2 separate regions of the Mus musculus genome follow, and region 2 is linked to region 1. A link is a loop called in an ENCODE intact Hi-C map of the cell type or tissue named here. Cell type or tissue: left cerebral cortex. All regions are shown on one strand. Links, peaks and the distances in the headings refer to the core of each region. The heading gives the core; the rest is flanking DNA. Region 1 has its middle 68 kb from the start of Gm40653. Region 2 holds the start of Gm40648 (a long non-coding RNA gene).

Region 1 (16,457 bases), core at 3,375-11,374:
TTTCTTGCGTTTGTTCATGTTGTTTAGAAAGACTCTAACCTTGAGTTCCCAATTTTAAGCTAACTTTCTGTTACAAGCAAAAGGCTGCCTGCCCCTTTAAGAGCTCCGTTTGTAATCGGCTCTCAGCAAGCTTTTTCAGCTGTACTTGGCTCCCAGCCACAGTGCAGCTAACTTATCAGCTTGTACTGTGTAAATTAAAACTGCTTTTAAAACAAGTTTTAACCATTTATATTTTTCAACGTGAAACACGGAACAATAACCATTCAAACCACAAAACAAAAACAAACATGAATTGACAGACATATGGACAATTTGTTTTACAAACATTAATTGACAGACATATGGACAATTTGTATTGGTGCACCAAAAACAGACAATAGACAGACAGGGAATAGAACTTGGTGTCTCAAAGGGACACAGATATTTTAACCAGAGCTAAGAAAATCTCCATTGGAGTCAGAGAGAAAACAGGACGTCTCCCATTTTTCTTCTGTTCTTCAGGAGCGCTCTGAAATAGCTTATTTTTATTTTCTTTCTCTTTTTTTTTTAAAAGATCCCAAACAGGGGACAACTGCTTTTCTAAAACTCATCTTCTCTCTCTCATGTCCAGACTCTAACTTACTTATATCCTTCTTCTGGGAATACTGCCAGTGAATGAGAGGAGGCACAGTGACCCTGAGAGCTATCTCTAAGCCTTTAATGAAAGCTGCCTCTTTAGTCAAAGTCTTTGAGAGGAGGGTAAATTGACTTAATTTTATGTTATCCTTTGTATCTTTATAATTTATATTGTCTTTTGTATCTTTATATTTTATATTATCTTTTGTTTTTCTCTTTTCTCCTTTTTCACTCCCCTTTTTTCTTTTAACTTCCAGGGAGGTCCTTTTTTCCTTAGACATGTCTTTTTTTTTTTTTTATGAGCTCCTTATCTCTCGCTCCGTTCGGTTTCTGACATGCTGTCTCACGGTCAGCCATGACTCTTCGAACTTACCTTCACTACACTTCTGGATCTGCCCCGTTTCCGAGGGAACTCCTCAATGCCGGCGATGTTGTGCCGTTCCCGGGTTTCGGCACCAGATGTGTCTGTGATATGGAGTCTCACCAGCGAGGACACCCACACACAGGACACACTCAGATCCTTCTGCAGCATAGCTTTAATCCATCTCGAGAGAAAGATGATCAGCTTTTGGGGAAGGAGGCCCAGAATACAGGAAACTCGGTCCTTAAATAGGCCACAAGAGGGGTTGGAGACATATTTCACCCTGACTGGCTGCTCACTATCAGCCCAGATGACGCCCCAGGACAGGCAGGGCACAAGGAATAGAAAAATACCCCAGCACATACGCAGACTCTTTGTTTACCAGTTAGAACACCGGATATCAGCGCCATCTTGTAATGACGATTGCAAGGGCGGCTCCTCACAACCATGAACTTACCCTGCCGGCAAACAGTGACTGCTGAAAGTTCTGAACTCATTGGTGGGGGAGTCAGTTCCCCGTACGGGCCACCATTTGTCGCATCTGCTCTCGACCAGCAATAACGACACGACCACCAGTCCTTCTAACAGCAGTTTATTCAGCAAACTTCCATCTTCATCTCTCTCGCTTCAACTTTATCTCTCTCTCTCTCTTTTTTTTTTTTTTTTTTTTTTTTTTGGTTTTTCGAGACAGGGTTTCTCTGTATAGCCCTGGCTGTCCTGGAGCTCACTTTGTAGACCAGGCTGGCCTCGAACTCAGAAATCCGCCTGCCTCTGCCTCCCGAGTGCTGGGATTAAAGGCGTGCACCACCACGCCCGGCGAACTTTATCTCTCTCAAGTTTATCTCTTTCCTCATCTATCTCCCCCAAACCCCGGGCCTCTCACTCTTATATACTCTCAGTCCCCATCCACTCACAGCAGACCACATCACCTCATCAGGCACACAGCTTCAGCCAATCAGGGCGGCAGGAGCATCTCTCCACCAAATATGGACTTGTTTAAACCGCCAGCATCATGGTGCACCTGTGCAGCTCTCATGATGGTCATGGCTTATTTTCAGGTGTATGAGGAAGTCAGGTGCAAGTCATAAGACTTAGCTGCAGTCCGGGGCACCATCTTGGGACTGCTGCCACACCCGCTCCTCACAATATTTAACTACAGGAGGATTGTACTGAGGTTTATTTATTTATAATTAATCAACTATCACCCAGTCAATGATAGTTAAAAGACTTTCAACAGGAAGAGTGTTTATTTATTCATTTACTTAACAAATATTTATCTAGAGCCCGCAATGAGCCAGAAATTGGTTTTGGTGGTACAAGAGTATTTACAGCAAAGGCCTGTGAGCCAGAGTTCATTCTAAAGAAAGGAGGTGGAGGCAGATATGAGACAAATACACATGCAAGCCTGTAATGTGTCAGATAATGAAAAGTGCTAAGTAAAATATAAAATTAAGTAAACTGGCATGGGTGCAATTTATGTAGAGTGGCCAAAGAACATCCCTCTGTTGTGTACGGTGTAGACACATGACTGTGTGTATACACAGGAACACATGCACCTGTATGTGTGCATGCACATGAGCTGCTGAGAATGGTACTCAGGAGCCAAGCTAATACCAGGCACAGCTCTCCATCATCCGTCTTTTGATGAAAAGTGAAGGAAAACGGCTATTCAGATGTGTAAGTCAAGAGCATTTCAGTCTGAAACACGAGCAGGTGCAAAGGCTCAGAGGCAGGATGTGCTAGGCAGGTTTGACAGGCAGCAAGATGGCTACTGCGGATCCAATTAATACATGAAGGGAGACAGAAAGAATGGGAGGACTGGTGCAGTAGATTTATATCAAGGAAGGCCCTGCTAATTGCAGAAAGGACTTCAACTTTGCTCAGAGAAAACCAGGATGAAAACTTGGTTGCTAGGTTTTGGAATAAGTAAGCAAGAATGCAGTTTTTAACTTCACAAGATACAAAGAAGCAATCGAAGCAGACTGGGGAGAGAACCAGGACTACTTTGGGTCTGTGAGGTTTGAGCTAGGTATTATTTATGCAGAACTATCAGGTGATCTCTTGGTCCTGACTGTTTAGATGGCGATATACATTTTGGAGTACTAACATGCAGATGATATTCAAAATTGCAGAACCAGAGGATTCATGGGAAATAGAAGAACGGGAAGAGGAACCAAGTAGGCTAACACAAGTCAGAGGAGGAAGAGTCACTAAAGAGGCAGCATAGGGGTGTTGTGAGGGAAAGAAGACAGAGCATTTTGGGGGAGAGAGAACATGAGAGTGAATGGTGAATGGACAATTTATTGGACTTTGCCTTTTTTCTCTCTCTCTCATTCTGTAACCCGGGTGATTTGGAACTTGCTATGCACCTGTGCTGATTACTTCCTGTCAATTTGACATAAACTTAGATCACCGGGAAGAGGAAACCTCAACTGAGGAATGGTACTTCCATCAAACTGCTGTGTGGGCCTGTCCATGGGAAATCTCAACTGTGATTTATGTGGGACTGCCAAGCCCACTGTGGGTAGTTTCATCCCCTGGCAGGTGGGCTTGGGCTGTAGAGAAAGAGTCATGAAACAAGCCAGTTAGCAGCATTCCTCCATGGTCTCTACTCTGTCCCTGCCTTGGCTTCCCTTGGTGATAGACTATAATTTGTAAGCTAAAATAAACCTTTTGTTCCCCAAGTTTTCTTCATTCAATGTTTTATTATAACAACAAAAGGCAAATTAGGACCCTTAGCCTGTCCTTTGACTCAAAATGCTGGGATCGGAGACATGAGCTACTGCAACTGTCTCTTCTATTTTCTCAATGAACTCAAAAGAAAAGAGCATTGTGGTAATCAAGAGGGAGGCAGGAACTGGAGACTTGAAATGAGGAGAGAGAGTATTAAAGAATTTTCTAGAAAGCTGGAGAGAGAACCAACTCCCCATAGACAGGAGTACTCCCTTCGGGTTCTGAACTGCTCTCAAAAGCTACTCTTGTGACAAAGTGTGAGGACCTCATAAGTAAGGTGGCTCCAAAATACAAAACTCAGTTTCAGACTCATACAACTTCAGTGTCAAACAGTAGATGGGGCAGAGGGAGAGCTAAAAAAGGTTAAGAAAGGGGTGGGGCTGTAGCTTGGTGGTAGAATTCTGACCCAGCAAGCCTGAGGTCCTAGGTGAGTTCTAACCCTAGTCTGAGAGTGAAGAGAGATCATTTGGGGGGGGGCATCATCCTCCAACACCTGGTCGGAATGATCGATCAAGCAACAGTGCTGGATTAGCCAAAGAGAGTTGTTTCTAACGGTGGTCCCAAAACAACCAGAACCAGGCAAGTGCTTATGACTAGCTGGAAGTTGAACAGAAAAGCCAGAAGTGAAGGTTAACAGAGGGAGAAGAGGCAGACACTCCTTCAAAAGAGTTACGAGTCAGCAGGTGGAAAAATAAGAACAGGTAAGGAAAGGAGAACGAAAACAGCACTGGGTGAGGGCGGAAGTGATGATTCCATCAGGATAATGGAAAGCCATTCTTATTAATATGTGACTAACAAAGGGGAGAGTCTTTCTGTGGAAGAAAAAGAGTTTGCAGGATAATTCCACTACTGATGGTTGAGTTTTACAAGGCATCTCCATGTTGGGTGTGGCAAAGAGGACAAGCTGGCCATGCATGACAAAGGAACATCTGGAAGAGGAGTAATGTAGGTCACATGCCACGGCAGCTAAGGTAGGAAGACTGTGGGGCAAAGAACTGAGAGCCACACTGCAAGTGCAGAAACACAGAGACAGACTGACAATGGTGTTGGACATCCCATCTGTGACCACTGCTCCAAGGATCAACTTCTCTCTCTCCCAAATCTGAAATCAGTCATGGCTTTGGCGCCATGGTCAGGTTTGAGCTCTGTTCTCTGGGTTTCAGGGCGCCTTCTTACCTAGTGTGAAGTTATGTGAGTCAAACTGAGTCAGCTTCCTGAACATTCCTTTGCCATTCTCTCATGCTCCTTGTGAGGAAGGCCACTGGAGTTCAACTCAGAAGTGGGAGATGATAGGGTTGGACCAACAAAACACAGCCTTTCAGATACCTGCCACAGCATGCAATCTAGGACAGGAAAGAAAGATGTGGCCCAGAAGGGTAGCTCACTTCTGAGGAGAAAATTATCTGAGAGCATCTATGTTTCATATGACATTAAATCTCCCAGTAAATCTACATGCTCTTCACTGATTCTAGGCTAAAACTTAACCATAAATGTTGAAGTCTCCAGGACTTGTATACAAAGAACCTGCCATTTTGGATAATCTGATGTGTACAGTTCTGTAAGTTCTATAGCACCTCTCAGTTGAGAACAGAAGTCTAGGAACTATTCAGTAAAGGTACCTGGTACCCACGGACAGGGAAAGAGTGCTGTGAAGAAAAGAGTGCTGATGAAGAACCATTGGGCATCTGTACTGGCTACTCATGACTTGACACAAGCTAGAGTTATCTGAACAGGGAGGCTCCATTGAGAAAAATGCCTCTGTAAGATCCAGCTGTAAGTCATTTTCTTAACTAGTAATTGATGGGGAGGGTCCAGCCCATGGTGGGTGGTGCCATCCCTGATCTGATGGTCCTGTGTTCTATAGGAAAGCAGCCTGATCAAGCCATGAGGAGCAAGCCAATGAGCAGCACTGCTCCATGGCCTCTGCATCAGTTCCTGCCTTCAGGTTCCAGCCCTGTTTGAGTTCCTATCCTGACTTCCTTCAGTGATGAACAGTGAAAGCGCAAGCCAAATAAACTCTTTCCTCTCAACTTGCTTTTACATCACGATATTTCATCACAGTAATAGAAACCCTAATCCAGCATCAAAGACAGAATCCAAGGAATGGGAAAAATACCAGGAATGGACTAGCCAATGCTCCCACCCCCCACCCCATCCCCGAAAACATTTTGAGGAGAGAGTATGGAATAAGTAATAGAGTGTTTTTGGTTGGGCCAAGAAGATATGAAAAAGTTTAGGAAAGAGACTCACACAATAATAAACTGAGACATTTTAATTTCAAACAAGAAAAATGGGAGGTGATGTGGTGCCTATGGAGAAGCCCTTCATGGAGGCAGTACATTGGAGTGGTTTTAGGACAAATTTCAGAAAATACATCTAGATAAAAGGTCAGGCCACATCAATGTAGTCAGAAAAGCAAGCTTGGTACCACACAGGAGTAAGAAGAAGAGGAGGAGGCTAAAGAGATGGAGCAGTCCTGGGCAGAAATCCGAACAAGAAGACAAAAGTCTCTTCTCCATCCTCACATGCCCAGACACAGTGGGAGTTCTGTCAAGGCCTAAGTTAATTGAGATGTTTTCTGTTCTGGGGTGCTCCTCCTGCAGTGAACAGATGCTCCAGCCTAGCTAAAAAATATAATTTCCTATGAAATGGTTAGCTGACCCTAGAAGGAAAAAAAAAAAGACCAGTAACAGAATTTGTGACCGGGATATTGATTTATACTAAGACATATCAACTCTTTGATAAACTCAAAATGTACACAGCAGGTACTTCCCTGATACTCAGACCAGCTTACTATGTCAGGTCGAGTATGTTTACCTTAATGGCTGAAGGAAACTGGGGGGTCTGAGAGGTTGCAAGATGGAATTAGACTCCCGGTCTTCCCCGATCAGTTCTAAAGTCCTTTGTTTCCCTTCCCTTCTCCTCTACAAACAACCTTAGAGCAGATACATGGCCCGATGATGGACCGGAGAACAGGACTACGGGCACGGATGGAGGCATAGCTTCTTCCTCTACACATTCTGCAAGCAGCTTCTGAGCAGCATTTTCTACAGCCCCTGGTATTACAGATGGCAGAAGCTTGTCAGATTCACAACTCTCCCACCACCTCTCAGACTCTCTGCAGACTGACTGCCACAATGCTTTAAATAGCCTGCAGATGTCCTGTCCCCCAAGGTTGTGCTTCATGGTGCCTTGCAAAATCCCTATGCTCATCCGAGAGCTCTAACCCTCCAGGCCCTGTTTCTGAGTGCATTGCTGCCTTTTATCAAGTGTTAATAGCAATGACTGGTTCATTTATCACACTTAGCTTTAGACAAATAATTAAAGGTCACCTCTTCCTCCTACATCACCAGTGAAATACTAGTGCCCCAATCTTTTTCTAGAAGTCTTGATTTCTGTTTTGTCTTTACAATCCAGGCAGTTAAGTTAATGGGGACAAAATATAATTATCATTTGAAACTCAGGTACCTCTCTCTGTTGCTGACACTGGAGCTTCATCCTCTGGTGTTACTGGTCTTTAGAGAATTTCTAAAAACTGGATGTGGAATGACAGCATGTCATGTGTTAACATGCTGGAGAGGACCACAGTACTTTCAAGCTACATTAACTAAAGAAATCCTTCTTCCTCTCCTCTCCTACTAACAAGGATCCGAAGGCTGGGTGACATACGTGTAGTCAACTCCAGATTGAATTACGGTCAATTCCAGATTTAGTTTCAGGTCTTCTGGTACCCAGACAGTGACCTACATCACACCTCTGTACATTCTTTTCAAAAATGTTTGTTTCCTCTCTCCCAACTATTTTCATTTTAATTTTCCCGAATGATTAGCAAAGTCAGCTGGAGACCAGCAAGGTTAAATGACTGGTCCCTAGCGGGTACAGTAACTATTACAGAAGAAGAAAGATTTAGGAATAAAAACAGATGGTTACTGATTTTAAAGTCAAAAAGTCTAGATTTTTGGATTCTCTATAGTCACATTATTGGCAAATAAAATCAGCAGTATTTACAGGTTCTGAGCTGTATAGTAGCTGATTTACTTTGGGGTTTAATATTAGCTTTTTAAAAAATAATAGTTTGGTTGCAATTTTGAGGGCCAGAGAACGGAGAGATTTATCTAAAACCATTACCTTTTAGACAAGAATGTTTCAGTGACTAATACCCATAAAACTTATTAATATCACCTGCAGGTAGCAGGGAAACCTGGTTCTTTTTTCTGTGTAAGAATGTACGATGTTGGTTCCTGATGTTTCAAATGTCACTGTAGATATGTTGTAACTATTCCAGCCTGTTTTGTGCCTGCTTGATCTGGTAACAAGCTCACAGGGACCATGGCTGCACATGGCTGCATCCACTGGACACCTACCATGGCCAAGACAAAAGCGGGAGGTAGAGGCTTGTCAAGACAAGGTGCATGCTCTAGGGCTCTATGTGGTAAACCACAGAGCATCAAGTTTTTAGTGTCATAGAAAGCAAATGTCTTCAAGGGGGTTGATCAAAAAGGTATTGTCTAAGTGAGGGAATGTCAAAGATTTTCAGGAGGAGCTAAGCTTTGAAAGGATGGCTCAGGGAAGAGGGCTAAAAAAGGAAAGGGACCTCAGGCAGAAAAGATGGGCTTCTGAGGTCCTGAAATCAACGTAATGCTCCTTAGACTTTCTTAGAGCCCTCCGTGGTATTAAATTTATTTTTTTTTCTTCTCATATATTTCCCTAAGAAAACAGAAGCTGTCCTGAAGAAGAGAGAATAGAAGATACAAAGCTACTTTTCCAGTAGGCAAAATTATATAAATTCCTTGCCAGGCACTGAAGCTGGGAACTGGGCTACAACCCCATGAAGAAGTTTGAACAAGTTTATATCCTTGCTCATCTGAGAAAGACCTCAGAGCAGGCACATGGCTGATGGGGTTGAAAACAAGAAGACAGAGGCACAGACAGCTCCTTCCTCCACACATTCTGAAAGGGGTCTCTGAGCAGCATTTCTAACAGTTTGCAGATATGTCAAATCCCCTGAAGGTAGGTATGCTTCACAATGCCTTGAAAACTCCCTGTGCTCACCTGAGATCTCCAGCCCTCAGTGGGCTGGTTCTGGGTATGCTACTGCTATTTATCACGTTTTATTTGTGATGGTTGACTCATTTGCCACACTTAATGTCAAATAATTAAAAACAAATAATTAAAGCCTGATCCTTTAAAACCAGATCCTCTCCTCTATCTGTGTTAAAATCTTTGCACCACCAACTGCTTATTGTGTTCTGACTGACTGGCATTCTGACAGTTTTGCAACAAATTTTATTCTATATTATTTCCAGGAAAAAAACCAAATAAGACAATACAAAATAAGTCGCATGAATATGGATCTGCACTCTATGCAGTCTTATTTAATAAGGCGGATTTAATTGCAGAATAGAAGAGGCACAGAATTCTATTCACTTTGAAAGAATGGGGTTGCTGGATACACCATACCTAGAGCACCAGGGCTGTATCTCTTGGCCCCACAACCTCAGCATGTGCCTCCTTCCTTTGCCCCTGCTGCCAAGCCATTCACAGACCTTTCTTCCTGGGCAGCTTCTTTGTTTCTCTTCCTACTTCCCAGATGCCACTTCATCATACTGTATCTGCTAGGCTGGACCTTCTCTGCTGCATCTGAAGATGCTACATCAGAGCTACACACCTTTTAGCTCAACCAAAAACATCTAGAGAGACACAATCGTTAGGCCACATTTTTTTCAGTCGAATTTCAGATAATTAAGTTGGTGAAAACTGTCAGTGTAAACAGAAAATGACATGTATGCATTTTCAGTGTGATCGGCGTGTCTTCTAAGGGTATTTTTATAATTATCTTTCAGATAGCCTAGATGTCTAATATGGGTGGTGAAAGGATCTCAGGAACATGTCTGGAGCACATAATAACAATATGCCAACAATATTATAGGGACATACACAGAAAGGAAAGGGGTGATATTGGTGCCTATCAAAAACATTAAAATTAGAAGAAACAATTATACAAATTGAGTATAGTGCTGACACGCTGCATAAAGATAATTACAGAGTTGTAGAACCATGAAAACAGAACATTCCCAAAGAGAACAATGTCTGGAGTTTCTTCCTTAAATTCATAAACTACTTATGTTTTCCCCTCTTCCTGGCAAATATAAAAACCTTTCCAACCTTTCCAAGTTAAACTGCTCAAATGCAATGCATTGGATCAAGTGTTACACTAAAAAGAGAAAAAAAAAATCCAAGTAATTTCTACATCAACTGAATGTTAATGTAGAAAAAAATAATTCAAGTTAATAGCTTGGATTTTAAAATTATTTCAAATTCAGAATTTCTCAGTTTAAAAATTTGAAAAAAGAAATGATTCTTCCAAAAATATTTAGTAAACTTTCAATTTTACATTTGAAGGAAGAACTTAAAATACTTTGGAAACGTCCTAAGCAGGAAGAAGAATGCATTGAAATGTGCTGTGTTGTATTATATTGTTTCTAATAAAAAGTAAGTTCTTCCTGGTAATAATTTAACAAAAATAGATAACCTTCACACATGTATAAGAATTGGCTTAAAAAGTAAAGTGATCCATTCCAAAGATGTTAAACTAGAAATGCTGTTATCTAAATAGCAAATAGGTGAATTTTATAGACAGAAATACATTTATATGGAGCTTCAATTAAAATAATTGTGAAATGAATCAAAAGACCACATTTCCAAGTTTCTGAAAAGATAGTTTACAGCTCTGAAACCTGTCATAAACCAGGGTTTGCTTACAATTACACAGTATGTTACTTCTATTTTTTTTTTAATTACTAATTTCTTTAACAAGTTTAAAATTGTACATTAGAACTTCCTAAGTTTTCATTTTAGTCAAGGGAAAACAAAAAGTTACACAATTTGACATAAAATTCCTCCCACATGACACATATCCTTTATGTAACACTAAACTCCCAGTTTAGAGATAAATTCATGAATTCTAAAAAATTCACAAAGATGATTTGATTTGCAACTGTGGAATATGACAGGCAGTATAAGTATAAAAACCCTGGGTCCAGTGTTAGGAGCCTTTTGTTCCTTTTCACATGTTATCAAGTGGTTAAGGCAGGGTGGAGAATTCTGAACGAAATTCAAGACAGTCTATCAGAAGTAAAGCGGGGAGAGAGAATAGGAGCAAAGAGGAAACATGGTCTTGAATGCTGTGTTTTCATGTGAAGGACATTCAACAAAGGAGTCGAACTTTGGTTCAGTTTGTAAACTTTGCACAAATTTTGTTATGATAGCCTGCTGCCCACAGAGGAAGTTATCCATAAAAAAAAAAAAAAAAAAAAAAAAAAAAAACCTTATAGTTTATTATTACTTTTTTGTGTTCTTTTGTTTTTGTTTTTGTTTTTTTTTTTTCCAGAGCTGAGGACCGAACCCAGGGCCTTGCACTTGCTAGGCAAGCACTCTACCGTTGAGTTAAATCCCCAACCCCTAGTTTATTATTTTAATGCAATCCCTTGTAACTCTTCTTTGGGTCTGAATTTTTAACCAGCTGGTACTTAATGTGAATCATAACCAGGGAAAGTACACAGTGCTAAATTAACATAAAACATAAGTTGTAGCAGAAGAAAAAAAGACACTGAGAGAGGTAAAAATCTGGTACAGTCAGCTTCATTGGTTTGGGGAATTGTTTTTGACATTGCCCAAGTGATCTTGCAATCTAAACCATGACATTGTGTGGGGAGCCGCCCTCACATTCGCCATTACAAGATGGCGCTGACATCCTGTGTTCTAAGTAGTAAACAAATAATCTGCGCATGTGCCAGGGTAGTTCTCCACTCCATGTGTTCTGCCTTCCCTGTGACGACAACTCGGCCGATGGGCTGTAGCCAATCAGGGAGCGACACGTCCTAGACGGAGAATAATTCTCCCTAAAAGGGACGGGGTTTTGCCATTTTCTCTCTTGCTCCTGAAGAAGTAAGCAATAAAGCTTTTGCCGCAGAAGATTCCGGTTGTCCTGAGCGTGTTCTTACCGGCGAACACAAAAGCTTGGGCAATAAGTGGTGCCGAGAAACCCGGGAACTTTATACCATCACACCGGTGCAAGGAACCAGAACTGTGGGTCACGTTACAGCTTTACAAGGTATGTCTGGCCTTGAACTTTCTCCAGTGTTAGGAGCCTTTTGTTCCTTTTCACATGTTATCAAGTGGTTAAGGCAGGGTGGAGAATTCTGAACGAAATTCAAGACAGTCTATCAGAAGTAAAGCGGGGAGAGAGAGTAGGAGCAAAGAGGAAACATGGTGCACCAATTAAGTATACAGGCCTTTCCACGGGTCTTGAACCCGAGGAAAAGTTAAGGTCAGGGAAGAATACCTGGGGAGAGATTAGAAGGAAAGAGGAGAAAAAACAAAAGAAAAAAGATCAATCAGTGGAGGTTTCTAGGAGAAGGAGCCTATACCCGAGTAGCTCTGAATCAGATGAAAAATTTAGCTTCTCTGAAGAAACAGACTTGGAGGAGGAAGCAGCTTGTTATGAGAGAGAAAAGTACCAGCCAGATAAAATGCTAGCTAATCAGTCAAGGAAAAAGCCAAAAGCGGCTGGCGAAGGCCAGTGTGCTGCTCAGCCTCCGGGCAGTGGGCTTCAAGGTCATAGTGCACCTCCACCCTATGCAGAGCCCCCTGCACATCAGCCTATGCATCAGCCCTGTGCAGAGGCAATGGACAGAGAGGCAATGCGCAGACTCGTTCATTCCCAGAGAGGAACAAAGGAAAATGCAATAGGCATTTCCGGTTTTTGAAGGAGCTGAGCAGTGGTGGCACACGCCATTAATCCCAGCACTTGGGAGACAGAGGCAGGCTCTTGCAGCCTACAAGGTCTTATTGTCCACCCTGGAGTTGTAGATCAGGATTATAAAGGGGAACTTCAGGTTCTCTGTTCTTGTCCTCACGTTGTCTTTTCTATATCACAAGGGGACAGAATAGCTCAACTAATAATTTTGCCAAGCCTACAAGGCTGTTTTCCTTCCTCTGGTATTCCTCGAGCTGCCAGAGGGATTGGTTCTACTGGAAATGATTCTGATTACTTAATAATGCCTTTAGATTGTTGTCAAATTTTATCTACTCCTCATGTAGGGGTAAACCCCCGTGGCATCAGGCCATTACAGGTCTGGCAAATGGATGTCACGCATATTTCCTTCTTTGGGAGAAATTAATATTTACATGTCTCTATTGACACCTGCTCTGGTATCATGTTTGCCTCTCCTTTAACCAGAGAAAAAGCCTCACATGTGATTCAACATTGCCTTGAGGCATGGAGTGCTTGGGGGAAACCCACACTCCTTAAGACTGATAATGGACCAGCTTATACATCTCAAAAATTCCAGCAGTTCTGCCGTCAGATGGACGTGACCCACCTGACTGGACTTCCATACAACCCTCAAGGACAGGGTATTGTTGAGCGTGCGCATCGCACCCTCAAATCCTATCTAATAAAACATAAAAGGGGAGACGAGGAGGCTCTACCCTGAGTACCAAGAGTGTCTGTGTCTATGGCACTCTTTACACTCAATTTTTTAAATCTTGATGCTCATGGCCATACTGCGGCTGAACGTCATTGTTCAGAGCCAGATAGGCCCAATGAGATGGTTAAATGGAAAGATGTTTTATGTAGCAAATGGAAAGGACCGGATCCTATTTTGATAAGATCCAGGGGAGCTGTTTGTGTTTTTCCACAGAATGAAGACAACCCATTTTGGATACCAGAAAGACTCACCCGAAAAATCCAGACTGACCAAGGGAATACTGATGTCCCTCGTCTTGGTGATGTCCAGGGCGACAATAACAAAGAGAGAGCAGTGTTGGGGGATAATGTCGACATTTCCACTCCCAATGCCGGTGATGTATAATGCTCAAGTATTCCCCCGCTTTTTTTACCACTAACAAGGAACTGGGTTTGGCCTTGTTCAGACAAAAAAAAAGGGATTTTGGGATATCGGCCATTATTGTTAGCATTGTTGCTACAGTGGCCGTTTCCGCCTCCCTTATGGCCTCGGCCTTGGCTCTGTCTGGACATGTCCAGATGACTGACACCATTAACACATTGTCAGCCTCGGTGACCACAGCCATAGATAAACAGGCCTCAGCTAACGTCAAGATACAGGGAGGTCTCATGCTGGTTAATCAACGCATAGATCTTGTCCAGGAACAACTAGATGTATTATGGCAAATAGCTCAGCTGGCATGTGAACAAAAGTTTCCGGGATTGTGCATTACTTCCATTCAGTATGAGAAATTTACTAGGGCAGCTAATTTGTCAAAAAGTCTTTCTCAGTATATGTTACAGAATTGGACGGCTGAATTTGAACAGACCCTTCGGGAATTGAGACTTGCCATCATTCAGGTCAACTCCACGCGCTTGGACCTGTCCCTGACCAAAGGATTACCCAATTGGATCTCCTCAGCATTTTTCTTCTTTAAAGAATGGGTGGGGGTGGGATTATTTGGAGCTACACTTTGCTGTGGATTAGTGTTGCTTCTCTGGTTGGTCTGTAAGCTTAAGGCCCAAACTAGGAGAGACATGGTGGTTATTGCCCAGGCGCTTGCAGCACTAGAACATGGTGCTTCCCCTGATATATGGTTATCTATGCTTAAGCAATAGGTCGCTGGCCATTCAGCTCTTGAACCCCACGAGGCTAGTCTCATTGCACGGGATAGAGTGAGTGTGCTTCAGCAGCTCGAGAGAGTTGCACGGCTAAGCACTGCAGTAGAAGGGCTCTGCGGCATGTATGAGCCTATTCTAGGGAGACATGTCATCTTTCAAGAAGGTTGAGTGTTCAAGTGTCCTTCCCCCAGGAAAAACAACACAGGACCAGACCAGGACCCCTCTGGGTGATGAGCCTGGGAGGAGGTTTTGTGTACGGCTCCTTTACCTGCACACTGGGGATTTGACCTCTATCTCCACTCTCATTAGAATGGGTGGCCTATTGCTCCTAAATAAAAGGAGGAGATGTGGGGAGCCGCCCTCACATTCGCCATTACAAGATGGCGCTGACATCCTGTGTTCTAAGTAGTAAACAAATAATCTGCGCATGTGCCAGGGTAGTTCTCCACTCCATGTGCTCTGCCTTCCCCGTGACGACAACTCGGCCAATGGGCTGCAGCCAATCAGGGAGCGACACATCCTAGACGGAGAATAATTCTCCTTAAAAGGGACGGGGTTTTGCCATTTCTCTCTCTTGCTCCTGAAGAAGTAAGCAATAAAGCTTTTGCCGCAGAAGATTCCGGTTGTCCTGAGCGTGTTCTTGCCGGTGGGGACAAAAGCTCGGGATAACATTGCTCATCTGCTTGGTAACAGTTGTTTTCTATACTACATAGTATAGAATAATAAACACTTATGTTATAAGCTATTTGCCACTTACTATTTTTGAATAAAATATTTAATTAAATGAATGCATGACACCATGTGCTTGTTCATGCAGCTATTTATTGACTATTATTTTTAGATAAGATCAGCATATTAATTACCAGCAAATAAATTGTTTTAAAAAGCATTGCTAAGTGTGAACAGTCATCAAAATGAGGGAGGCTCTCACTTGTATCTTCGGCTAAGAGCCTAGTGATTGGTGGTGATGCTTTTGTAAGTATAAAATCTAATAATTTGCTTTGTGTATATGACATGTCTGAAACCATAAATAAAATTTGCTCAGAAACTGGGTTTTATTTTAGAAGATGCGCTCAAACACAAAATGTGTTTTATAAGTAAAGTTTAAAGGCACATCATTACCCCATTTTATTATTTTAAAAAATTACTACAATGCATCTGTAGTAAAAACCTGCAGTTTTCTAGAGCAACTTTTATTCCTTTAACTTTGCTTCATATTGCAACAGAAATAATTTTAAAAAGGAAAAAAAAACTATGGTGAAATTAGTAACATGGTCTAATATAAAAAAATTCTTACAAGCAATATTTCCAATTTAAACAGAATTTTGTTGATTTTTCTACAAAGTACAGAAATTGCCCCTCCTGTACTTTTTTTCTCTCTCTTGCTTTAAGATGTTTAAAAGTTTTGAGATCTACAGATATAGATTTGGGGAAACATCGAATTATTTTCAAAGACTGTTTGAAACGCTATTTTCAGAGCCACCGCAGAGAAGGCCCCTCAATGGGCCGGCTAGAACCTAGGACCGGCGGGGCAAGGCGGGCCCAGAGCAGGAGAAGGTTCGCAAAGGACGATCTTGTCCTACTCGGATTTGGTCGGCCACGCTCAGCTCCGGTGGCTCTGGCGGAGTCTGTGCGATGGACGACCCGGAAAGGCTGGAAGCGGCCAGGCCAGGGTGAGCAATTGTGTTCAGAGACAGAAGAAAATGTGGTGAGGTCAAATGAAGAGCCGCTCCTAAGAAAGAGTTCCCGAAGGTTTGTCATCTTTCCAATCCAGTATCCTGATATCTGGAGAATGTATAAGCAAGCACGGGCATCTTTCTGGACAGGAGAAGAGGTTGACTTGTCAAAGAACCTCCCTCACTGGAACAAGCTTAAATCCGACGAGAAGTATTTTATCTCCCACATCTTAGCCTTTTTTGCAGCCAGTGATGGAATTGTAAATGAAAACTTGGTGGAGCGTTTTAGTCAGGAGGTCCAGGTTCCGGAGACTCACTGCTTCTATGGCTTTCAGATTCTCATCGAGAATGTTCACTCAGAGATGTACAGTTTACTAATAGACACTTACATCAGAGATCCAAAGAAAAGGGAATTTTTATTTAACGCAATTGAAACAATGCC
Region 2 (16,457 bases), core at 4,900-12,899, 120 kb before region 1:
CCCAAAAGTCCCCCATACCCTCCCCCCCCCCACTCCCCTACCCACCTATTCCCACTTTTTGGCCCTGGCATTCCCCTGTACTGGGGCATATAAAGTTTGCGTGTCCAATGGGCCTCTCTTTCCAGTGATGGCCGACTAGGTCATCTTTTGATACATATGCAGCTAGAGTCAAGAGCTCCAGGGTACTGGTTAGTTCATAATGTTGTTGCACCTACAGGGTTGCAGATCTCTTTAGCTCTTTGGATATTTTCTCTAGCTTCTCCATTTGGGGCCCTGTGATGGATCCAATAGCTGACTGTGAGCATCCACTTCTGTGTTTGCTAGGCCCCGGCCTAGTCTCACAAGAGACAGCTATACGAGGGTCCTTTCAGCAAACTCTTGCTAGTGTATACAATGGTGTCATCGTTTGGAAGCTGATTATGGGATGGATCCCTGGATATGGCAGTCTCTAGATGGTCCATCCTTTTGTCTCAGCTCCAAACTTTGTCTCTGTAACTCCTTCCATGGGTGATTGTTCCGAATTCTAAGAAGGGGCAAAGTGTCCACACTTTGGTCTTCATTCTTCTTGAGTTTCATGTGTTTTGCAAATTTTATCTTATACCTTGGGTATACTAAGTTTCTGGGCTAATATCCACTTATCAGTGAGTACATATCATTTGAGTCCTTTTGTGATTGGGTTACCTCACTCAGGATGATGCCCTCCAGGTCCAACCATTTGCCTAGGAATTTAATAAATTCATTCTTTTTGATAGCTGAGTAGTACTCCATTGTGTAAATGTAACACTTTTGTATCCATTCCTCTGTTGAGGGGCATCTGAGTTCTTTCCAGCTTCTGGCTATTATAAATAAGGCTGCTATGAACATAGTGGAGAATGTGTCCTTCTTACCAGTTGGAACATCTTCTGGATATATGCCCAGAAGAGGTATTGCGGGATTCTTTGGTAGTACTATGTTCTTATTGTGTAATAAGACACCTAAAGGGGATCAAGTGGATGGAAATGAAGATGAAGAAGTCAAAGGACTGCTTTTTGCCCATGATATCATAGTATATGTAAGTCATGCCAGAGGGCCTACCAGAGATCACCTACAACTGATCTAGAAACAAAATGAACTAAAAAAATCACTAGCACTCTTTATTAAAATGATAAACAGATGGAGAAAGAAATGAGGAAAGCAACACACTTTGATATGGTCATAAAAATATAGAGTGTAACTCCAAGTAAGCAAATGGAAAATGCATATGACAAAAGCTTCAAATTTGAAGAAAGAAACATTAGAAGGAAAGATCTGCCATGCTCAGTCTATAATAAGGCAACTGATTTTTAAGACATACAGTCTGTAGTAGTTCAACTAACCCAACAATGGGCAGTAGTGAATGGGAAGTCCAAAAACCTAGTAGTTGTTCAGTACCACAAGGCTAGTCTTTTATCCAAACCTCTATATAAGCTAGAACCCTGAAGAAGTAGGTTCCAAGACATATGCTGGCAAACTAATACAAGGAGGTGAAGAAGAGTGAGTCTTCCTTCTTTCAATGTCCATATGTGGGCCTCCAGTAGAAGTTGTATCCAAGATTACAGATGTGTGCCAAAACACCTGAAAATGTAACTTGCTTTGTTCCAGGCTGGCCATGAACTCAGATATGCTTTCCTCAGACTCCTGTGATTAAAAGCATGTATACCTTGCCTGAACCTAAGCTTTTCATGGCCAATCTGCTTCAGTATCTCCACACCAAGATCCGAATAAGAGGTCTGTGTTCTCCCCATCCTCTTGCTCTAGTTCACAGGTGTCCCCTCTCTTTCTGGCTTTTAATTCATTCCCAAAATCGTCAAGTTGACAACCAGGAAAGCCATCATACCAAGGCAACTTCAACCTTATAACTCCTTGTTCCAATGTCTGGAATCCACATGTGATGGTTTGGGCTGCTCCACGAGCATAGGTCACTTCCTCACCTTTGCATGGTTGTCTCCACTCCACTGGGACTGTTCATGATAGCCATTATGGGTCATCCCATAATAAGCTGGGTCATCCCATAATAAGCTGACATCACTAATAAGCTTGAATATTCTGTTGCAATATAGCTTCACTAATATCTTCTCAAAGGCTCTCTTCATTGTGTCAAGCTTAAACATATTAGCATGACCCCTTTAGTGCTGGGACATCTGCTGCAACTGAGGCTTTACCTTCACCAATGGCCTTCCCATACCTCTCACACTGCCAAGCCTCAGCTGCCCTCCATGTCCCCTTCATATTTTCAAAACCTGTACCACTGGGTGATTCTTGCACATTACTTAGTCCAGTTGCACTAGATGTATATCCTTCACTTTCTGGAACAGTTTTTCTATGCTCTCAGAACACACGCCACAGATTTCATCTCAGTGGTTCTGGTCTCTTCATAACCACTGCTAATTTCTAAGCTCCTGCTAAGCAGTATCAATTTTTCCAGGAACCCCCTCTACTCTTGACTTTGTTATAGAACTATAACGAGACTGAGGAACTATTTTCAAGTGTTAAAATATAATTCATTAAGAAGGTGTGAGGGATGTTCAGCAAGTTACCGTGCTTGTCAGCATGTCTGGTACCAGAGCTGGACACCTAGGATCCACATGCTAGAAAGTGAGAAGCGGCTCCTGAAGGTTCTCTGACCTCCTCGCAGTGTTGTGGCATGCCCATGGCCTCCTGCCACACAAATAAACACACATACAATTATTGCTTAAAAGAATTAGGATCAAAGTGCAGAAACGTGAGTCTAAGGGGAAAAGGGAAGAATGTAATATTTCAGACTCCCCTGAAGGTGTGTCTTCATGTTTCTTCCAGTTAGTGGGAGCCCTCATCACCCTGCCTTGATATTTGAGTGATTGCATCTTAAAATGATAATATTTATAAGAGAAAAGGGACATAACTTGCCACTTCAAATTCAAACTGAAACTTTGAGATATTATAATTGTCAGTGTTTGTGTATGTCCTATCTTCCAAGATGATGTTAGGGAAGATCAATGAAATTTTCTTGGGAAGTTCTCACTTGAGAGTACACCAAGGAACGGATGAGTAGTGTCCAACCTCGCTTGAAGTAAGAAGTAAGTATCTCTTGACAAGAGAATGAGTAGACTTCACATACTCAAAAGTCATAATATGTGGACCTGCCTGAAGAAATGGCTTATCAGTTAAGAATGTTTGCTGTTCTTCCAGAGGACCTGAGTTCAGTTCCCAGCACCCACATGGCTGGCTCACAACTAAGTCCAGCTCTGAGGAGCCTGACACCCTCCTCTGAACTCCATGTTACAGGTGCTCACATGCGGCAAATGCACACAGGGACAAATAAGAAAAAATAAGTTCTTTAAAATACAAACACACACACACACACACACACGAGTGGAATACTATGTGGAACTAAGAACGATCCACCTGAGGTGCATATGACAACAGGAACGTCAAACCCAACGGTAACACAACGCTAAATATTCTGTTTGCTAAATACCAAAGAGGAAGCAACAAAACTATTGAGATATAGTTTCTGACAAGAGAATGCAGGATAGTTTTTAAAGCAGGCATGGGCTTACCATTGCATCCGTGATGATGACTGATTCCCAGTTCCCAGGGGGAAGAGACACAGTGGATGCCAAGGGCTCCCTGGCCAGCCAGTCTAGTCAAAATGGCAAGCTTCAGCTCCTACAGAGAGATCCCGTGTCAAAAGCAAAAATGGGAGTAATGGAGGGAGCCCAACATGGACTCTGCCTTCACTTGTGTGTGCACCCACATGCAAGTTAGATAGAAACAGAGAGACAGAGGCCAGACAAATTCCTTCCTGAAACAATCGATAGTAGGGAAATTAGTAGTGGATAAACAAGGCCTGAGGGCAGGGCCGATCACTTTAAATACAGGGGCAAAAAATGTCGGTGCAATAAGAAGAGATGAATCAAAATTAGAGAGGACAAGTCTATATCATCTGGGTCAGAAGAAAATGATGTCAGGAATAAACGTAGCTTATGAAAAAGTGGAGCAACCCAATTAATACTTAAACTTGCTGTGTAAGATGGAAATTTAAACAAGCACACAAGTAGAAAAAAGAAAGATAGTATGTTCATCAAGTGCTCACAGAACTGTGACAAAAACATACCACACGTTTACTTCCCAAAGGAAGTCTCAATAAGCTCTCAAGAGATTTACCACTCCAATCACATTCTGTCACCAAGATGAAATTCAATTAGGAAACGAAAAGTGAAAGGTCTTAAACACCAGCATCTGTTTGATAGTCTCTCATTGGCTCTCGTTGGTAACCTCTGATTGGCTTTTAAAACAGGAAGAGTGAACTGATTCTCAACCCTTCCTGGGCAACTTAACCGTTCACAGAGCTTGGAGGTGAGAGCTGAGTGAGGTTCAGTGCTGCCTCAAATGGTGGCAGTGACCCAAAGTGGTCACTAGATGGCAGTAATACTTGATATTTCTCTTCATTTGTCAGCATCATAGAGTGTCAATCTTCAGTAAGCACTGTAAAGACTTGCTTTTCAAATTCAGTTTGGGGTCCTTCAGGGTTTCTCTCAAATAGCTGCTAATGAGAAAATAATATTACTTATTGACAATAATCTATTGTTCCATAAACATATTTCTTGTTATTTCTTTAGTTTGCTAAAGCACTTTTGGGTCCTTTAAGAGATAAGAACAAGACATTTGCTGTCTGCTAAATTGTTACGGAAAATAATTGAAGTATTCTAAGTTGTCTCTAATTTGAAATTTAAATGTGTAATAAGCTGCCTCCTCTTAACAACACGAGCATATACATTCATGGGGAGAAAGCGTCTTGAAAAAAATCTATCCTGTGTATTTTTATTCCAAGAAAGAAAGAAAGAAAGAAAGAAAGAAAGAAAGAAAGAAAGAAAGAAAGAAAGAAAGAAAGAAAGAAAGAGGGAGGGGGAGAGGGAGGGAGGGAGGGGGAGAGATGGAGGGAAGGAAGAAAGAAAGAAAGAAAGAAAGAAAGAAGGAAGGAAGGAAGGAAGGAAGGAAGGAAGGAAGGAAGAAAGAAAGAAAGAAAGAAAGAAAGAAAGAAAGAAAGAAAGAAAGAAAGAAAGAAAGGAAGAAAGATTGAAAAATGGGAAGCGACTCTAATTTTAAAGATTCTATGGGAGGAAACCATCAGTCAGGAAGTTGCTCCTATTCCAAATCCCGCTGGTGAAGCATAATCCCATTTCCTTTAGGACAGGCTTGCAGTGAGGATGAAGGCCATCTGCAGATTTGGACTGTACCACGCTGGCATCCTGGGGTGTGCATCTGAGACTCCCAGTCAGAGAGGAGCAAGCAATCTCAAGTAAACCAATAATTCCAGAGCTGTCAGAGAAAGAAGCTCTCATTAAAGGCCTGATGCACAGAGATGTGAGAATGTGCACGTGCCTGGGCTTATGTGCATGTGTGCACGTGCCTGTGAGTGTCCAACTAAGGAAAACAATCCATTAATTCTAAAAAGAACAAGGGGCATACATAGCAGGGTTTGGAGTAAGGAAAGGGAAAATGGAATAATTCTAATCTCAAAAACTGATACATATATTTTTTCAAGATATCCATCCAAATTATGTTTTATTATAATATAAGTAAAAACTGATTTACCAGTCTTCACATGGAACTGCAGAGGAAGCTGAAAAACAAAGCCTACTTTTTTTTTTACTAGATATTTTCTTTATTTATATTTCAAATATTGTCCCCTTTCCTAGTTTCCCCTCTGAAAATCCCCTATCCCCTCCTCCCTACCCCTGCTCTCCAACCCACCCACTCCTGCCTCCTGGCCCTGGCATCCCCCTATACTGGGGTATAGAACCTTCCCAAGACCAAGGGCCTCTCCTCCCATTGATGGCCGACTAGGCCATCCTCTGCTACTACGTATGCAGCTAGAGACACAAGTCCCACCATGTGTTTTCTTTGATTGGTGGCTTAGTCCCAGAGAGTCCTGGGGGTACTGGTTAGTTCATATTGTTGTTCCTCCTATCGGGCTGCAAACCCCTTCAGCTCCTTGGGTACTTTCTCTAGCTCCTTCATTGAGGACCCTGTGCTGTATCCAATGGATGACTGTGTGCATGCAGTTCTGTATTTGTCAGGCACTGTCAGAGCCTCTCAGGAGACAGCTATATCAGACTCCTGTCAGCAAAAACTTGTTGGTATCTACAATAGTGTCTGGGTTTTGTGGTTGTTTATGGGATGAATCGCCAGGTGGAACAGTCTCTGGATGGTCATTTTGCATCAAATTCACGAGTTTTGGGGGTCCGTTGCCTAGTGACCTATGGTTGCCATTTATCTTTCCATACTCACAGGGCAAAGACCGGAAGGCCAGGCTCTGACCTTATTAACACTCATCCATAATAATCCTGTTCATTTAAAGCATAACTACTTGTGAACATTTACAATGGTACAATCTACATTATTTCCTTTTTTTATATATTTTAGCACTTTCCTTAGCCCCATTCCAAGCACTGTAAATTTATAATTCTTTTAAAATGCATACTGTTATTTTTTTATTTCATTTAGTTATATACATTCCTGATCATATGATTATTTATTTTCTTTACAAAAATATATCATCAAAATAAAGAGATGTTTGAGGTTGCTTCAGTGTTCAAGTCTGTTTGTTTTCTTTCTTTTTTCCAGTTTTAATTCAGTTGTCCTAAAGATGGCTATGCTTTATATACATATACACATACATATATATATATATATATACATATATATGAATAGATCCAACCTTGAAGTTCAAAGATAGAATCTTGAAGAAAAGAGAGTACTGAAAAGAGTTAACAGGGGACATTCTGGAATCTACTACTCTGTCTTTAAAAATGAATATTAACAAACATTAAGGGAGGCAGGGTGCTGAAGTAAGGGCCTGGACCAGGCAGTTCCTTGTACCCAGGACTACAGTGTACTTTCAAGATTAGGATTGCGATTGTGCCAGCCTTGCCTGCTGGCCCCTCTCTCCTCTCTCTTCTCTACCATCAAGTCCAGAATCATCTGATTAGTCTTTGTATACTGATATCGGGTGAGGTAGGAACCAAGTCTCATACGTATTTTCCTTTGTAAGGATGCCTATGTGTACATGGGTATATCGATGGAGGCAAGAGGTCTGCCTCAAGTGTTCTTCCTCAGGTGCCAGCCACGTTGCTTTGTTTGTTTGTTTCTTTTGTTACTTCAGAGGGCATCTTTTACTGTTCTTTGATAGCTGATTAGCCTAGGCTGGCTGGCAAGTAAACCACAGGGATGTGCTTGTCTCTGCCTCCCAACACTGGGATTACAGGCTCATTGTTCCATCCCTCACATTCTTAGATGGGTTCTGGGACTCAAACTCAAGTTCTCATGCTGGCCCAACAAGTACTTTACAAACTAAGCCAGCTGGGATGGTGTGGTTTGCTGTCTACATGATAAATAATCCCCCAAACCCTCCCATGTCATTTATGAAAATGAGAGAAAAACATTTTCTTTCATTTTGGTAAGGACTGAACTAATCAAATGAAGAATTCAGTGGTATGGGGAGCTAGAGGTGTTGACGCTGTAGGCTGTGGTTAGAAGACGCCTGGCTGGAGTGGTCCATACCTTAGAGTTCTGGGTAAATGCCATACCACACAGGAAACAACTGTAGCCTGCCCTGGGAGTGAAGTAGAGAGTTAACATATTCAGTGTGCATTGTAACGCTTCATCAGCACGCCTTCTGCAGGGCCTGACCTCTCTGCTGGGCCACTGACCTTTATAACTGCACAGTCATGGCCACCACCTTACAGGCATGAAAAGAAGACAGACAATGGCCGAGAAGGAGACACCCGCAGGGGGAGAAAATGCACTCATTCAAAAGATTTCCTGCTCAGGGATGTTATGTCTCATGTCCAACTTCAGGATGCATTTGGTGGTATTTAAGCCATGCATGTGCAACTGAATAAATAAAGTTTTAAATCAACTTTTAAAAGCTTTACATCAGTAAAATAGATTAGAATGTCATGAGACCGACTGCCAAGGCAGTACAGACTCTGGAGATAACAGCATCATACAGTGGTCTGCAGTCAGGGGGGAAATGAACCTGGGTCCTGGGTTCCTCCCAAAGTGGTTGGGTATCCTTTGGCCTCTCAAAAGGGACACCTACCTCAAAGTGCCTAACAACTTGCTTTTTGGGTTGGTTGGTTGGTTGGTTTGTTTGTTTGTTTGTTTGTTTGTTTGTTTTGGGGGAAGGGAGGGACGTCTCCAGATGAACAGTGGCTGAAGGAAGGTAATAGCGTTTTAATGGTTACCACCCACTACGGTTATGGACGTTAAGTCAGCAGAAGAATAATCATAGGTTGTGTTTTAAGGCCAACAAAAACTTATTTCTAGTATTGATTACTGGAAAGTCATCTTTCCCACTAGGGCCTTCAGAGCAGCATGCACGTGCTTCTTAAATCACAAGTATGTTTCCAACGTTGACAGTAGCTTCTGCTTCCGAATGTAGTAGTGATAATTAGGCAATTTCATAACAGCCAAGACCTTTAATCCTCCACAGGATGCCATCCGTGTTCAATTTAATGAGAATGTAATTGACCTTCCCTGCTACAAACTAAGCATCCCCCCTGGGCCGGGCTTGTTCGTAGATTAAGATGGCAGTGCAGGCCATCATCTGGAACATCAGACAATACTTTCTTTTTTTTTTTTTTCCATTTTTTTATTAGGTATTTAGATCAAAGGTCAGGTGATTATCCTAGGAGATTTTAGTTTGTCACATAAAACAAAACAAAAGAAACAAACAAACAAAAAAACACCATTCATGTAGCCTAGGATATCACAGAGTCATGTGTTGAGCCTTCTTAGCACATAGCTAAGCTCTTTGCATATATTTTTAGTTTGTTCACAGTGTCCCCATTTCTTTTTAAATCACTTTCTTGTGGAGAGAGGGGAAGAGGGAGCCACATTTAAATTTAATGGAGACAGCATTGGCCAGAACTTTGAGGAACATGAATCGTTCATCCCACCCACTTCCTTAGAAGCAGCCTCCCGTGTGAGGTGGGATTTGAGTCATATTAATTTGTCCCAGACCACACCAAAATTTAGCTGTTCACATCTGAAACATCCCACGATTTCTGTTGCAAGGAGGAATTTGTTCAGCCATGTTACAGCTTCCTATTTCTCTCCTCTCCCAAGAAAGGCTGGTGTCCTTATAAGGGAGACAGCCTCCATTTCCCACAGTGTGGAGAGCTAAATAAATACTCTCTCACAGTCGATGCAGAGGTAACTTTTTTTTTTATGGATTAAAAAAAAAAAAAAAAAAAAAGAAGCTGTTCTGAGAGTCCATCACTGTTCCAGCATCCCCATTCAGTGAGGGGCTTTTGTCTCTCTCTCAGTGGGAGCTGCCATTTTAATGGGACCTCCAGCGGGACCTGATTTGATGATGTGATGTAGGCCTGGAAGAATCTAGGAATTTTTTTTTTTTTTTAGATTTTGGTTAATTTAACCATAGTAGCTTTCAAAAGGACTGAAATGTTAAAGTGAATCCACAGAAAATGTCGCTGAGAAGCGGCTGGCTACCAGATAATTTCTTGGACTCCTTTCTGAAGCGCTGTCCTGTGAAAACCAATCTCTTGAAGTTCTAATAGGCATTACGAGCTCCCTGCCCCCAACCCCCAATCTATTTACAAAGAAGAAAACCGGGAGAAGAATTCATTCTCAGAAATACGCATACGTATACACAGACACAAACACCCACCCTGAAACCAGAATGAAACAGAATCGCTCTTAGCTGACTGGTGAGGCCAAGCCTGGACTTGGATGGCTTTGTGGTAATTCTGGGGTTTCCCTTCTCCCTGAGTCATAGTCACCGCTGTATGTGAAGTACTCTTCCCACCGCGCCACCCCCTCTCCCGAGATCCCGAGTGCCAAAGCTGCACACCACGCACTTGCCCCACAAAAGGATGCCAACCCCCTGGACACACTTCCCAAACTTTTGAGACTGATGCTCCGGGCGGGGTGGCAGGGTGTGGGGAGACCAGATGGAGCCTGCAGAGCCAAGCCTGCATGCAACCAGCTCTCCGAGGGCGGTGCTGGTGTGGGCTCTGCTCCTTGGTCCCCGGGACCACACGCTGACTGTGCTAGGCAGCTGCTCGCCCAGATGCCAATCGCTGGAATGTGTTTTACGTTCCGCACCTCTGTTTGGCCTGCCTGGGGACAAACTCTTGCTGGGCCTCTCAAGTGAGATGGTGGGTGGCAGCAGCTGGGGAACAAAAGTAGATGCCCTCAACACTTGAGAGCTGATCACTCTTCTGGGAACTATCTCGTTTCCCGGATGCCGTCTTTGTAAGGCTAACAGACCAAAGTCTCCACCTAGAATGATTGTTTTAGTATGTGGCTGACTGTGTGGACCTCGGAAGCCCGGGAAATTAATTCAGTGTTTCTTGCAAAGAGTCAATCAAGTGCTATCACGTAGAAATGAAAACACACACACACACACATGCACACGCGCGCGCAAGACGAGAATCTTTCTGGATGTGTGCAATTTTATTGTATCTATCCTTGCTGTATTCTGGTATTTGGATGTCTAGACAAATTAATTTGAAATTCAACTTTGTTTTTTCCTATAACCAGGTTGTCTGCAGTAAGACTGGGCCTGGGAAGGCCCAGTATAGGCACTTAGACCTACACACAACAGATACAGGAAAAGCCTTTCAGGTTTCATGGTTTGAGAATCTTTGAGACAGTTTTAAATCATTCAGTTGATAAGATATGATATCATGACGTTGGTGGCTAATCAATTTTATTACTCTGTTTTATTTGGCCAATGTAGATACTCTCCGGGTTTTGTTTTGTTCTTCTCCTTGTTGAAATGGTTGGTCCAAAGGTTTCCCAGCCCATCAGTGCATCTCTCTTGGTTATGAAACTATCTCTTCAAATTAAAACATTACCTCTTACATGGAGGAAGTAAGTGAAATTCATAAAATGCAATAAAAGAAATATACAAGGCCCAGATAATATAAGAAACGTACAAGGCTCAGGAAAGTCATAATTTTTTTTTTAAAAAGGCTATGCCCCACCAGTCCCAAAGTTATATAAGCAGTAAAATCTGCTTTGGAGGGGTCAAGGGGAGTTGGACATACACAGATGGACAGTGGGCTGGACGTCAACAAAGGCAGGGAGATGTATCCAGGGATGCATTGAAAAGCAAGCTTGCAGCTAAAAGAGTCAGATGCAGATATTTGACCAAACCAATGGACAGAAGCAGCTGACCCCTGTTGTTGAATTAGGGAAGACTGAAAGAAGCTGAGAAGGGCAATCCTGTAGGAGGACCAGCAGTCTTAATTAATCTGGACCCTGGAGATCTCTCAAACACTGGATCTCCAAACAGACAGCATACACCAGCTGATATGGGGTACCCAGCAGACATACAGCAGAGGACTGTCAGGTCTGTGTTCATTCAGAGATGATGCACCTAACCCTCAAGAGACTAGAGGCCTCAGGGAGTCTAGAAGTCAGGTGGGGTGGGGGTGGGAAAGTCCACGTGGAGACAGGGGGTGGGGAGGAAGTGTGAGATGTGAAGCCATAAGAGGGTGGATGGGGGGGATAAAATATAGAGTGTAAAAAAATAAATTAATTAATTTAATAAAAGAAAAAATGAAAGAAAAGAAAAGAAAACTTTTCAATGAAGCAATGGCCATTGAGTCACCTTGCTTCTGTAACCAACCCCAGTAAAATCCATTGGTTTATGATGCTGCCCTTGAGTGAAACTGGGTTTTGGTGTATCTTCAGGGTTCTATCTAGTGTGGGTAGAAATTTGTTCTTTTTTTCCCAGAAAAGAGTACACAGTGTGAGACCATCACTACCAAAAACTTAGATCATAATAAAAAAAATTAATTTTTTTATCTTGCTGCGCTTTAAACAGAAAATGATAATTGCATGCCAAGAGTCTAGAAACACATTTGGCCCTAAAATAAAATTTTATGTATTGCAAACTCAGTATAACATGCATGGCAGTTCTGGAGACATGAAAGGTAGACACCAGCTTATAAAATAAAACCCGGAGCAGATATGCTCTACCTACAAAAATGGTTTAAATACAGGTGTGTTGCCTGGCGTGGTGGTGCACGCCTTTAATCCCAGCACTTGGGAGGCAGAGGCAGGTAGATTTCTGAGTTCAAGGCCAGCCTGGTCTACAAAGTGAGTTCCAGGACAGCCAGGGCTATACAGAGAAACCTTGTCTAAAAAAACAAAAACAAAAACAAAAACAAAAACAAAACAAAACAAACAAACAAACAAAATTACAGGTATGTTTATTACCTTCTTGTAAAAACACATAAAGAGATATGAAATGTTGGAAATTTTAAAAAATCAGCATCGCTGCCATCCCTGCTCCCTAGGAATAATCACAGATCTCAGAAGAATCCTTCTAGTCTTACACTATGTATGCGCGCGCACACACACACACACACACACACACACACACACACACATACACTCACACATGCACACACACATGTACATACACACGCATGCATATACATGCACATATGCACACATGAACATACACATACAAGCATACATGCACAGACACATGCATTCACATGAACACACACTCCTGACTTTTTACATGTTTACACTTTTTCAGCTTTATGATGGTGCACAAGAAATACATAATCAGAAGAAAACACATTTTGAAATTTGAGTCTCGATCTTTTCCCAGGCTATCCGTATGTAACACAGTACAGCTCACCTTCTGGTTACTGGGAAGAAAGATGCACACCTGAGGTCTCCATATCCCTATCAAGGGCACAGCTCCAAGGATCACTAGTAGAGAAATGCCTCACTACACTCACAACCGCTTTGGTTCACTAGGAGCCAGTCCATCAACACATACCTTGGGGGATCAAGCCACAAAGCTTAAAAGTAGCAGTTTTTAAAATGTAAGACTATGGGAAGGAGAGATGGCTCACTAGGAAAGGCACTTCCTGTGAAGCCTGAGAGTAGTTCTCTCCTCAGAGCATCTTGCGCATGCGCGACTCGCCAGCAAGAACGACACTGCAACAGGATCCTTCTGCACACGTTTATTGGGAGAGCTTGATTGCAGAGACGAAGAGACCCCAAGCCCAGAACTGGTGCTACTTATATAGGTCTAGGAGGGGCGTGTCTCACACCCGGATTGGTTATGCATGGGTTATACTTACCACCTCATTTGCATGCCTACATCTGATTGGTTAACTTGTCTCTCATCTGATTGGTTAACTTGTCTCTCATCTGATTGGTTAACTTGTCTCTCATCTGATTGGTTAATTCTCAAAACCTCATCTTGACAAGAAAAACTTTACTGCCTATGTATGCATGGTGGCCAGCGGTAGCCAGCGCCACCCTGCAACGGCACATGTGGCTTCCCACAAGAGCACATGTGGTAGAAAAATATGTGATTCCACAACTGGGCCTCGGACCTTCAAATGTGCACCATGGCATGCAGTTATGAACACATGTACACACACTAAACAAACAAACATAAATATATAAATAAATTTTATTAATTTTTAATTATTTATTTTATTATTTACATCCTAAATGTTGCCCCCAGGATTTAGATTCACCCTCTCCCACTGAAGCCCAACAAGGCAGTCTTCTGCTACATCTGTGCTGGGGCCTCAGAACAGAGCTTTAGTTGGTGGCTTGGGCTCTGGGAGCTCCCGGGCGTCCTGGTTAGTTGAGAACATTGGTCTTCCTATAGGGTTGCAATCCCATTCATCTCCTTCAATCTTTCCCCTATCTCTTCCATAGGGGTCCCAGACCTCAGTCCAATGGTTGGCTGTAAGTATCTGCATCTGTCTCAGTCAGCTGCTGGTAGAGCCTCTCAGAGGGCAGCCATGCTAGGCTCCTGTCTACAAGCACACCATAGCATCAGTAATTGTATCAGGGTTTGGTGCCCATCCATAAGATGGATTCCAAGTTGGACCGGTCATTGGATGGCCTTTCCTTCAGTCTCTGCTCCATTTTGGTTCCTGCAGTTCTTTAAGACAGGAACAATTCTGGATCAAATATTTTAAAAGTTGGTAGGTAGCCCCTTCCTGCACTGGGGGCCCTGTCTATCTACTGGAAGTGGTCTCTTTCGGTTCCATCTCCCCACTGTTTGGCATTTCAGTTGAGGTCACCCCCACTGAGTTCTGGGAGCCTCTTATATCCCCCGTGTCTAGGACTTTCTAGAGGTTTCCCCTAGCCCCCATCTCCTACAGGATCTATTTCTGTCCATTATTCTGACCCTCTGGGCTTCTCCTCTGTCTCCCCCCAACCTCAGTCTGCCCCCCCCCTTTCCTCTTTCCTCACCTCTCCTACCCAGGTCTCTCCCTCCCTCTGCCTCCTGTAAAAATTTTGTTATTCCTTCAAGGTGAGATTGAAGCATCCTCACTTGGGCCTTCCTTCTTGTTAAACTTCTTATGGTCTGTGGGGTATATCATGGGTATTGTATCATGTACTTCTGGGCTAATACCCACTGATCAGGGAGTACATTCCATGCATGTCCTTTTGGATCTGAGATACCTCACTCAGGATGATATTTTCTAGTTCTGTCCATTTGCCTGTAAAATTCATGATGTCCTTATTTTTTAATAGCTGAATAGTATTCCACTGTGTAAATTAACTGCATTTTCTGTATCCATTCATCAGTTGAGAGACATCTAGGTTGCTTCCAGTTTCTAGCTATCATAAATAAGGCTGCTATGCACAAGTCCTTGTGGTATGGCAGAGTATCGTTTGAGAATATGCCCAGGAGAGATATAGCTGGGTCTTTAGGTAGAACTATTTCCAATTTTCCGGGGAACCTGATTGATTTCCAAAGTGGTTATACTAGTTTGTAGTCCCATCAGCAAGTGGGGAGTGTTCCTCTTTCTCCATATCCTTGCTAGCATCTGCTGTCACTTGAGTTTTTGATCTTAGCCATTCTGATTGGTGTGGTCCTCTGACCCTCAAATGTTAAGTACATAAAGAGCTTCCAATTGTTTTTATTTCCATGCTGCTTATCTTTCTATTTCCTGTGTAAACACACTTGTCTTCAACATTTATTTTCTCTAAAAACTACCGAATAAAATTTAAGGCAATGGACAATGTACTCAACATCCTTTGGGCAAGAACAGGAAGATTTAGGATCACATCAAAAATGTTACTTGGTGATGCCTTTTCTATTGAATGGCTGCTAATCAAGTGGTGAGGCACATGTTCTTTTCATTCTTAGGTGTGAAGGGCCTCTTTGTGGGACTGGTTTCATCCACAATACCTTTTTTAAGGAGTCACGCCTGAGGTTGAGCGTCTCTTACCAACCATGTCAGCATCACTGGTGCCTCCAGAGCTGCTGTGCCCTCTTGCACTGCTCCTACAAGACTGTTTTCCTCCAGCAGTGGCCTTTTCTTTGCTACAATGCACACAAAATGGCAAACTTTAAATCCCTATGCTAAACAAAAGCTTTAAAAAGACAATGTCTCCGAACTTCTTTTGTTCCCTGTTTTCATTTATTTTTACAGCTGTTGCTGTATTTTATGTGTAGGGGCTTTTGTCTGAACAGATGACTGTGTACCACATGTCTGACTGAAGCCTAGGGAGGTCAGAGGAAAGGGTGTCATATAACATATACATATGATTACCTAGAGTTAAACTCTAGGGGGTTGTGATCTGTCATGTGGATGCAGGGAACTGAACCTGGGTCTTCTGGAAGAGCAGCCATCTCTCCAGCACTTCATTTCCTGTTTTTAGTTAATGAAATACTTTGGGAAATATGGAAACAAAACCAAAGGTGACGCAACAGAAGCAACAGAATGCTTTCTTAGTTTTCTTCTTCCAGATGAGTCTATCATGATTATATTGCCTTATTTTCATCTTTTTTTTTTAGCATTGTTGGAAATGAATAATAAAAAAGTCTTTTTTTTTTCAATTTTTTATTCGATGTTTTCTTCATTTACATTTCAAATGCTATCCCGAAAGTCCCCTATACCCTCCCCCTGCCATGCTCCCTTACCCACTCACTCCCACTTCTTAGCCCTGGTGTTCCCCTGTACTGTGGCGCATAAAGTTTGCAAGACCTAGGGGCCTCTCTTCCCAATGATGGTCGACTAGGCCATCTTCTGCTACATATGCAGCTAGAGTCACAAGCTCTGGGGGTACTGGTTATTTCATATAGTTGTTCTACCTATAGGGTTGCAGACCCCTTCAGCTCCTTGGGTACTTTCTCTAACTCCTCCATTGGGGGCCCTGTGTTCCATCCTATAGATGACTGTGAGCATCCACTTCTGTATTTGCCAGGCACTGTCATAGCCTCACAAGAGACAGCTATATCAGGGTCCTTTCAGCAAAATCTTGCTGGCATATGCAATAGTGTCTGCATTTAGTGGCTGATTATGGGATGGATCCCCGGGTGAGGTAGTCTCTCCATAATCCATCCTTTCATCTTAGCTCCAAACTAAAAAAGTCAATCTTAGCATACTGAAATTGCAAGTTGGAAAAAAATAAGAGTACTAAAA

What was found. Hi-C counts contacts between places; a loop is a spot of excess contacts. Peaks named below come from ENCODE experiments on the same cell type or tissue, not always from the same donor. Only the 100,000 strongest peaks of a DNase experiment are listed, where the experiment ranks them.
Region 2: it touches region 1 in a loop (4-fold over the local background); 2 of 42 quality-filtered maps call a loop at or near these places.

The regions. Positions count from the first base shown.
Region 1 is chr13:3,336,976-3,353,432 of GRCm38, forward strand. It overlaps the pseudogene Gm8616. Among named protein-coding and RNA genes, the nearest start is that of Gm40653, 68 kb to the left of the region's middle. In left cerebral cortex, for the core only: no CTCF peak of the experiment used is centred there; a DNase peak (open chromatin) is centred at 6,816.
Region 2 is chr13:3,211,873-3,228,329 of GRCm38, forward strand. It overlaps Gm40648 (a long non-coding RNA gene), which reads right to left and starts at 4,816. Exons shown (of 3, transcript XR_873096.1): 1 at 3,558-4,816; 2 at 2,556-2,676. In left cerebral cortex, for the core only: no CTCF peak of the experiment used is centred there; DNase peaks (open chromatin) are centred at 9,037 and 9,903.